Regions from separate parts of the Homo sapiens genome. Here region 1 is linked to region 2. A link is an interaction called in ENCODE POLR2A ChIA-PET data of the cell type or tissue named here. Cell type or tissue: HepG2. All regions are shown on one strand. Links, peaks and the distances in the headings refer to the core of each region. The heading gives the core; the rest is flanking DNA. Region 1 has its middle 440 kb from the start of LINC01243. Region 2 has its middle 130 kb from the start of ACO1.

What was found. Peaks named below come from ENCODE experiments on the same cell type or tissue, not always from the same donor. Only the 100,000 strongest peaks of a DNase experiment are listed, where the experiment ranks them.
Region 1: POLR2A ChIA-PET joins it to region 2 with 7 read pairs; 1 of 35 experiments calls an interaction of 5 or more read pairs at or near these places.

What each region holds. Positions count from the first base shown.
Region 1 is chr9:31,822,480-31,826,879 of GRCh38, reverse strand. No RefSeq gene overlaps it. Among named protein-coding and RNA genes, the nearest start is that of LINC01243, 440 kb to the right of the region's middle. In HepG2, for the core only: no CTCF peak of the experiment used is centred there; a DNase peak (open chromatin) is centred at 1,849; H3K27me3 peaks cover 624 bases.
Region 2 is chr9:32,249,092-32,253,491 of GRCh38, reverse strand. No RefSeq gene overlaps it. Among named protein-coding and RNA genes, the nearest start is that of ACO1, 130 kb to the left of the region's middle. In HepG2, for the core only: a CTCF peak has its summit at 1,854 (motif pointing right); a DNase peak (open chromatin) is centred at 1,821.

The sequences.
Region 1 (4,400 bases), core at 212-4,211, 430 kb after region 2:
TTCTTCAATTTGTTGCTTGTCTCCTTTGCTATGCAGAGGCTTTTTTTTTTTTTTTTTTTTTTAATGGAAGTCTTGCTCTGTCGTCCAGGCTGGAGTGCAGTGGTGCGATCTTGGCTCACTGCAATATCCGCCTTCCGGGTTCTAAAGATTCTCCTGCCTCAGCCTCCAGAGTAGCTGGGATTACAGATGCCCACCACCATGCTTGGCTACTTTTTGTATTTTTAATAGAGATGGGGTTTCCCCATTTTGGCCAGGCTGGTCTCGAACTCCTGACCTCAGGTAATCTGCCTGTCTTGGCCTCTCAAAGTGCCGGGATTATAGGCCTGAGCCACCGTGCCCAGCCAGAGGCTTTTTTTAAGGAGAGAAATAGAGGCAGCAAGAGACTTCGAAATGTAGTCGTGAGAACAGCATCTGTTCTTACTATAATCACTTATAAATATGACCCATGTATCATTCAGGTATCATTTTAAATATCATTTCTCTAATGAAGGCTTCCATTTATTTACAGACCTGTTTATCCACCTCAATTCCACATACCCACAGTACTTAGCCTCTTGAAAACACCCAAATTTGAACAAGAAATCACAAGTGTAATGACTTCTTCCCCAGGGATTCCAATCCCCCTCAGGCTTAGTAACAAAGATTTTTTTTTTTTTTTTTTGAGACAGAGTTTCACTCTTCTTGCCCAGCCTGGAGTGCAGTGGTGCAATCTCGGCTCACTGCAACCTTTGCCTCCCAGGTTCAAGCAATTCTCCTGTCTCAGCCTCCCGAGTAGCTGAGACTACAGGTGTACACCACTACGTCTGGCTAATTTTTGTATTTTTAGTAGAAATGGGGTTTCACCATGTTGGCCAGAATGGTCTCGATCTCTTGACCTTGTGATCCGCCTACCTCGGCCTCCCAAAGTGCTGGGATTACAGGCGTGAGCCACTGCGCCTGGCCATAACAAAGCTTTCTTATCTCTGTTTCTCCAGCATTTGGCATGCTGCCCAGGGCTTAATAAGCGTGTGTGAGAGTGAGAGGTGGTAAAAGGGATAGAAGAAGGAAGGAAAAGAGAGAAAGTAATAGGAAGAATGAGTCCAAAAGTAATTTGAAAAAGTTGAAAACTGTGTTGACTTCAGTAATTAGAAGAACCCAAGGCTCTGCTCTTGAATATTACTTTTAGAATGATGGCAACAATAGACCTTGAATAACAAAGAAATAGCTCTGATAATGACATCTGTTTGCTTGCCAAGCTCTGTAGATGTGAAATAAGGGGAATAGTACAATCAGCAATTAAGTAGACCCATCAGCCTTTATATAAAACCTATTACTATTCTCTCACAGTAATAAAAAAAAAAGTATAAAAGGAATAGAATGAGTACAAGGGCTAGTTTCAAAGAAACGGCAGACAGAATGGCTCAGGCAAACGAAATCACTCCCAACAGCACTGAAAAGCAACAGTGAAGCACAAGCAACATGGTTCAAAGATTCCAAATTATGTTGTGTCATTCTTTCCCATAATTGTTGTAAACGGATTACAATTAGCCTTGCAGGCCTTTCCTTCTTAGAGTGTAAGCCTTGGGAAATCAGGGAGCTTTCTTTAACCTTGGATGACTTTTACTTCTCTCAGATAAATACCCTCCACAGTCCCTTTCACCAAAGACTGCTTCTGTCAGCAGTGATAATGCCTATTCCCATTTCTCCTATGTGTGAAATGAAGCAATATTTTGGTTTTAAAACTTTGACCATCCACACCTATCACCTCTTAAGTGCAAACCATGATCAGAGAAACACTAGATAGAGAGTGTGACTGGCCTCTTGTGAAATCATTGTTGTCTCTTGGAAAAGCAAATAAGCCTCATGCCTCATGCCAGATTGTCACATGAAGTCACACGCTTATGAGTTGACAGGGTCACTAAATTCACGTTTCACCACTCAGGTCTGAGAGATGAATTGACTATTTTTTTTAACTGAAAAAAAGGTGAATAGTCTTTGTTTGTTAATTCAAGGTGCCATAGCAACTCAGGATGTCCAGAAAATCAAACTAGTTTTTTGTTTGCTTTTTTTTGCTTTGCACAAGCAAGAGCAGTTAGTAAAACAGCTTGGCTATAAATTCTGCAGGTAGAAACAGCAATGAATTAGTAGACTTCTAGAGAATAAGTAATCCAGGAAGATAAATTTATGTGTATTCCATATTGGGAAGAAAATGGAGAACCTTAACCATTGATACAAAGGAGGCTACTGAGCAATTCACTGCCCCCACTAAAGCCAGCCTCCAAGAGATTTAGCAGACTGCAAACCACTTGGGGGAAAGAGCTGAGTCGCATTCATTTTTGTTTCCTCACTGCCCCTCACTGCCATCCCCAGAGTACGTTCTCCTTAAATGGTTACTGGCAGAATTCTTCACTGTCAAGTATTTGGAAGTGCGATTTACAACTCATAACCGTTACTCTTTACCACACACTCACTTACTCTATAGCCTCTTGCTATCCAATTGTGCCCTCAGTGAAACTGCCCTCCAAACTTACAATCTCTTTACAACAAAATGTATGTTATTATTTTACTTCAAAATAAATTTATTTTATTTAATAACTAAATTTAATAGCCTGAACGGAGTCTTCAGCTTATTTGGCCGTCGTGTAGTATTTAACATTTGACCACCATGATTTCTTAAAACTTTCTTTTCCATTGACTTCCCATGCGTCCTGTTATCTGAAGTCCTCTATCAGACCCTCTCCCTAAATCCTTGTCTTTCTCATGTATTCTCAGACTGCACAGTTTACAAGATTCTGTCCTTTATCTTCTCCTTATTATACTGTCTTATAGAGAGGAGCCTTAAATCTTCATTCGTATATTTGACTATTCCACAGAAGGCAAGTTACTAGGTGAAAGAGTATGTGTATTTAAAAAAATCTCTTGATTCACATTACAAATTTCTTTCCAGGAATGTCATACCAGTTTACATTCCACTTATAGTACATTAGATGCCCACTTTGCTAAACCTACATTAATATCGAATGCTGGCTTTAAAATATTTGCTAATTTGACAGAAAAAAATAATATCACAATGGTTTTTCCTAAGTAGTTAAGCATCTCATGATGGCACATGCTCTGAGCTGTCCCATACTTTCTGCCATTTTTAGGTTGGGCATCCCTGAGTGAAAGTGAAGAGAGAGAAAGTATCAAAGGGACCAAGAGTTTACAGATCCCAGAAAAGACAATTTGCAGAATTAGTTTGGTAGACAAGATGGTTTTGTGTGTTGGAGGTTATAACCCCTTTTATGACGCATGAAAGTTGTGAATCCTGAAACTGGGTAGGGGTGAGTCAGTGTTTCTTCACCTTCTTTAGTAAATTCTGACTTGCTTTAGAGCATCACGGAGTGCAGAGTTTAAGAAGGTGTTCCTCATTATTTCCTCATTCATAAAGTAGTAGTTAGAAATTCTGCTCAGATTTGGGCAGATTTTCCATGTATTTAATATACAGGGCCACTGCTATTGTTTGTGATTTTATCCATCTTTATAAAAGTTTAGAGTAGGTATACCAAGCATATGCAGTCTCTTGCCATGCAAATCTCTAATGAATTCCTGAAGCTCTTCAGTTTATTTCAGAAATGTCACTAGCACAAAAACTTTATGAAAGATGCAGTCATCTTACAGAACGATTCATGAAGATAAATAAGACTCATACTCTTGTTTTCAAGTGGCCCACTTAACCAGTTGAAGTAAAATAAGTAAAGCATATACATGACTATAGATCAAATGTGATAAGTAAAGTACAAATAAAGAATGTAAAGGATAATTATAAGAATCATCAGGAAGGAAAATTCATAATCAGATGGAAACGGGAAAAATTTCAAACATAATATGGCATTTGATATAAACCTAAAAAGATAGATAGGATTTTCACAAGTAGCATGAGGCTCTGGTTGGGAAAGAGGAAATAGCATTTGAAATTGAGGAAACTGTGCAAGAGCAAAGAGTATGGATATATGGGGGAGCAGCTTCTCGAAACTGGTAGGTACATATTCAAATTTGGATGTTAAATTCAAGATGATGAGGTTGCATTACATTCTGCAGCTATTAGGAGCCCCTGAGAGCCCCTGAATAAGAAACAGATGTGATGTTAAGCTTTATTGTAAAGTGGTAATTCTAATAGCAATGTTAAATCTAGTTTAGAATAAAGAATAGGAGTATGATGCCTAAATAGAAAGTTATTTCATTAGTCTAGGAAGAGGGGAAAGTATACTTCAATTGCGGAGGCAAGAATGAGAAAGAAATTGAGAAAGCAAATAAAGAAAGTTCTGGTAGAAGCAAAAGCTAATTACTTAATACCTAACTGAATTTAGGACAAGTGGGTAAATTTCAAGTCCAGATGCCTAGAAGACTATTAAATTAATCACATTATTAATAGATAATAA
Region 2 (4,400 bases), core at 225-4,224:
CTCTTTTATCCACATTTTTTTCAAAGAGTAATAATGCTATTCCCACTTCTACTATTCCAGCTTTCTTTCTTTCTTTTTTTTTGAGACGGAGTCTCGCCCTGTCGCCCAGGCCGGAGTGCAGTGGCGCCATCTCGGCTCACTGCAAGCTCCACCTCCTGGGTTCACGGCATTCTCCTGCCTCAGCCTCCCGAGTAGCTGGGATTACAGGCGCCCGCCACCATGCCCGGCTAATTTTTTTTGGTATTTTTAGTAGAGATGGGGTTTCACTGTGTTAGCCAGGATGGTCTTGATCTCCTGACCTTGTGATCCGCCCACCTTGGCCTCCCAAAGTGCTGGGATTACAGGCGTGAGCCACCGCGCCCGGCCTCCAGCTTTCTCCTCAATCCACTGCATCCTGGCAGAGGATGCCTTCATCATTCTATTGAGATTGCTTTCCCTCGATCCAATAGCTCTTTCATTGTCATATCTAATGGACATTTTTCAGGTCTATTTTACTTAACTTATGAGTTGCATGTACTTCTTTTTTTTAAACTCTGTACCTTGGATACCATGAAATTTTACTTCCTTGGTTCTTCTGCTTTGCAGACTATTTCTTTATTGTCTGTATGCTCAATAAATTTGCTTTTTTTGGTAACATATTAAGTGACTCATCTAAATGAATGATAAGTATTGTATGCACACTGGACCTATTTCTTGTTTCTTGTCAAGCTTTTAAGTTGGGTACCCAAATGAAAATCTTACTGTTAACTTCTGTTTTTTATTTGAGTATGTCAAATGTTTTAATTTAATCAATTAACTTTTCACTGACATAAGTTTAGTAGAGAAAGCATCCCCTTGGATCTGTTTACCTGTTCTTTTTTTTGCACAAAGCTGAACAGTCATTAAATCTGGGCATGAAAACAGCTAAGTCCAGAGTATTCAACTCACAGGATGGGAATAAAGAGAGCTGTTCTTTAAAAATTAGGCAAACCTTAGAAATCTGTAAATGAAAATTGAAATTTGGAGCCTAGAGGTAGAAAATGTAATTAAAGAGAATATGGAAGCTCTAAGATTTTTTTTTTTTTCTGGGCAGAAGTAAAAAATAAGCCAATCTTATTTGCCTTTTTCTCTACCAGATAAGAAGGCAATACAAAGGCTTAGAAATACAAAGTTGCCTTTGACATTTAAATATGTTTTTGACATACAGTGTAGTAATCCTTGTTGAAGTCAGAAATGTAGTGTGCAGGCATGGAGTTAAGGCTAAATTCCTTATATGTATAATTTCATTGTCATGTTTGGTAGAATAGAGAGAAAACATTAAATGTGAACATATATTCCTGTCCATCAATATTATTATCTTCTTACTGGGTAGAATTAATCTCTTAAAAATCTTGTCTAATTTAAACCACTTTGGGACATTTAAAAAAGTGTCAGTGGTTATTTCATTTGGTCAAAATTTCAAATATATACTTTTTCTTAAGAAAACTATTTAAATGCCTTGAAAAGAAGTCCATGAAGGCTTATGCAGGATAAGACAATAGCATTTATATTTATTCTTTATTTTAGCACAAGAGATTTTGTTTCCTTTCACTTGCTCACATGAAATATAGCTGGTTTATGCCCAATAAACAGCACTAGCCTTCAAAAAGAGAGTGGCAGCATGCCTGACTAATGACAGTTTAAAGCCTCTGATGCACAGGGATCAAATTAAATAAGCCTTCTGTGTTGTCAAGATTTAGAATCTACTGATGCACCGACATTTATTCATCCGCTTTTTATTTAGCTTTGAAGGCTCGCAGGTCAGTTGCGTCTGATTACTCTGGACTCCTTCCAGAACTAGCTGAGGCCAAAGGAACAGGCACAGTTACAATTCCACCAGGTGGCAGTCTTTGACGGAAAAACTTTTGTGTGCAACCACTGGTTGCTATCCTCTCCTCCTCTCCATCCCTTTCTTTTTCTCTTTCTATATTTTCCCCTCTCGTTCCTAGGAAACATTTCATTTTTCTTTATGAATGTATTTAGCATTTATTTACTTTCTTACTGTCATGATCTTCTTTCCATCTCTGGAATAATGAAGGGGATTTCTGAATACAATTGCAGCAGAAGGGACTATTCTCCTTAGTAAAAGCAGATAAATTACATAAAAGGTGACCAAATTAAAAAAAAAAAAGAATCAAATGCTAACCCCCCACCCTGCAAAAGAAAACTACATAAAATAACAGAGACCAAATGCGCTTATAATCTATCCTGTATGCCCTAAAAAAATCCATCCTGCTTTTTTTCCTGGAAAAAAGTGGTTGTTGAACTGACTACATTTGCTTCACGAACTAGTCAACAAAGCTGTCTTCTGGAGCAGACAGCTTAGACAGATCTGAAAACCTCATGTCCACTTTGCTTTTTACCTTGGAAGGATTGTTTATCGACGGGGCATGAAGATGAACAGAGAGGCCTGGTCTGCTCTTCCAGGACTGGATGGTCCCTGCATAGCAGGAGGCAGAGTTGCATAAATCAGTCTTACTAAACCACCAGGCTATGCATAGGTGAGACAGAGTTGACTGAGTCAAATAAATTGTTTTGCTCAGTCCTCACAACTGTACTTTAAATTACAATGATGAGGCCGGGTGCAGTGGCTCACGCCTGTAATCCCAGCACTTTGGGAGGCCGAGGCGGGTGGATCACGAGGTCAGGAGATGGAGACCATCCTGGCTAACACGGTGAAACCCCGTCTCTACTAAAAAAAAAAAAAAAAAAAAAAATCCAAAAAATTAGCCAGGTGTGGTGGCGGCGCCTGTAGTCCCAGCTACTCGGGAGGCTGAGGCAGGAGAATGGTGTGCACCTGGGAGGCGGAGCTTGCAGTGAGCCGCGATCTCACCACTGCACTCCAGCCTGGGCGACAGAGCGAGACTCCCTCTCAAAAAAAAAAAAAAAAAAAAAAAAAAAATTACAAATGATGAAACTAAGAATCATGTGAGCCAGCAACTTGCCAAGGCTATGTGACTGTCATCATCAGAGAAAAGACTCAGACCCAGGTCTATTTCATGCCAAGACCCTAAAGGCTGTCTAGGTTGCCTCCAGTTTAATTATGCCAGACTTTTCTCCCAATTCCTTTCCTTTCCTCCATATTAAGTCCATTCTCCACATTTTCCATATCATTTTCTTATTCTTGTATCCAATTTCTCATCCTCCAGACCTTTACCAGATTCTCATCCTAAGTTACTTGTTTTATGAGTAGCCTGTTCATGACCTCTACCTATTCATTTCCCAGTTGGGGAGTCCTCTTTTCTTCATTAATTTCTATAGGTTTTTAAAAAATATCTTAAGTACATTGCTACCTTGTCATACATATTTCAAATATTTTTTAAAATAACTTCATTAGTCTTCTTCAGTTTGCTTACGGAAACTTTTTTCTATGTAGAATATTTTATGCTTTATAAATTTGAATCTGGTAGTTATTTCTGTGATGATTCCTAGCTTTGTTGTGTTGTTTGCACAAATGTTTTCATCTCAAAATTGCAAAAAATATTTTCCTTTGTTTTCTACTAGGATTTTTGTTTTTGTTTTTTTTTTTTTTTTTTTTGGTCTTTATTGTTTGCTTTGAAATCTTTCAGGCCAAATGTGGTGGCTCACGTCTCTAATCCCAGCACTTTGGGAGGCAGAGGCAGGAGGATTTTTTGGGCCCAAGTTTTCGAGACCAGCCTGGGTAACAAAGATGTAAAAGTTCATTCTTAAAGATATAAGAAGGATAAAATTTTCCTTATAATTATATTTTTATCTTTATTTTCCTTTGTAAGCATTTTAAAAATAGATAGGACAAAGGTAAATTTAATGCACTTCCAAACTGAATTATGAAAAATAAGAGTACCAAAGACTCAATATATAGTCTAATATAAAGACTATAATATAAATACAAATACAAAATTTACAAGTATGTCTATATGTATCTTCCAAGCTCAATACACTTAGAAATGCTTCACTCATTTCCATAAGGTATCTAGCTATGATAACTTTTAAACTCTACCTACCCATTTTTAGTTGCCTTTTTTTGAAGGATGATGGGTGGATACTGACATACTCGCTGACTTTCCTGCTCCACTCTTTCTTGTGACAATGGCCTAGATTTCCTAGTATTTGGAATGCAGTGTGTTGCTTTGAATCCTGCCCAAGCTCACTCTCCTAAACTAATCTCAGATGTTTCAGGCTCATTAACTCTACACTCTTAACAAGTTAAGTTCATTTGAGTTACATTTGTTAATTTACTGTGTTAGGGAATTACTCACAATGTGTGTGGCTATGCACTAGTGGTCTGAGGGAAAGATCATTGTTTATTATCTGAGAGTCATTTCACCAAGGGGAAAATTTTGACTTCATCAGTTTTACCCATAATACCAGAATATCAGCTTTCTATACTTCCTGCATCCAGA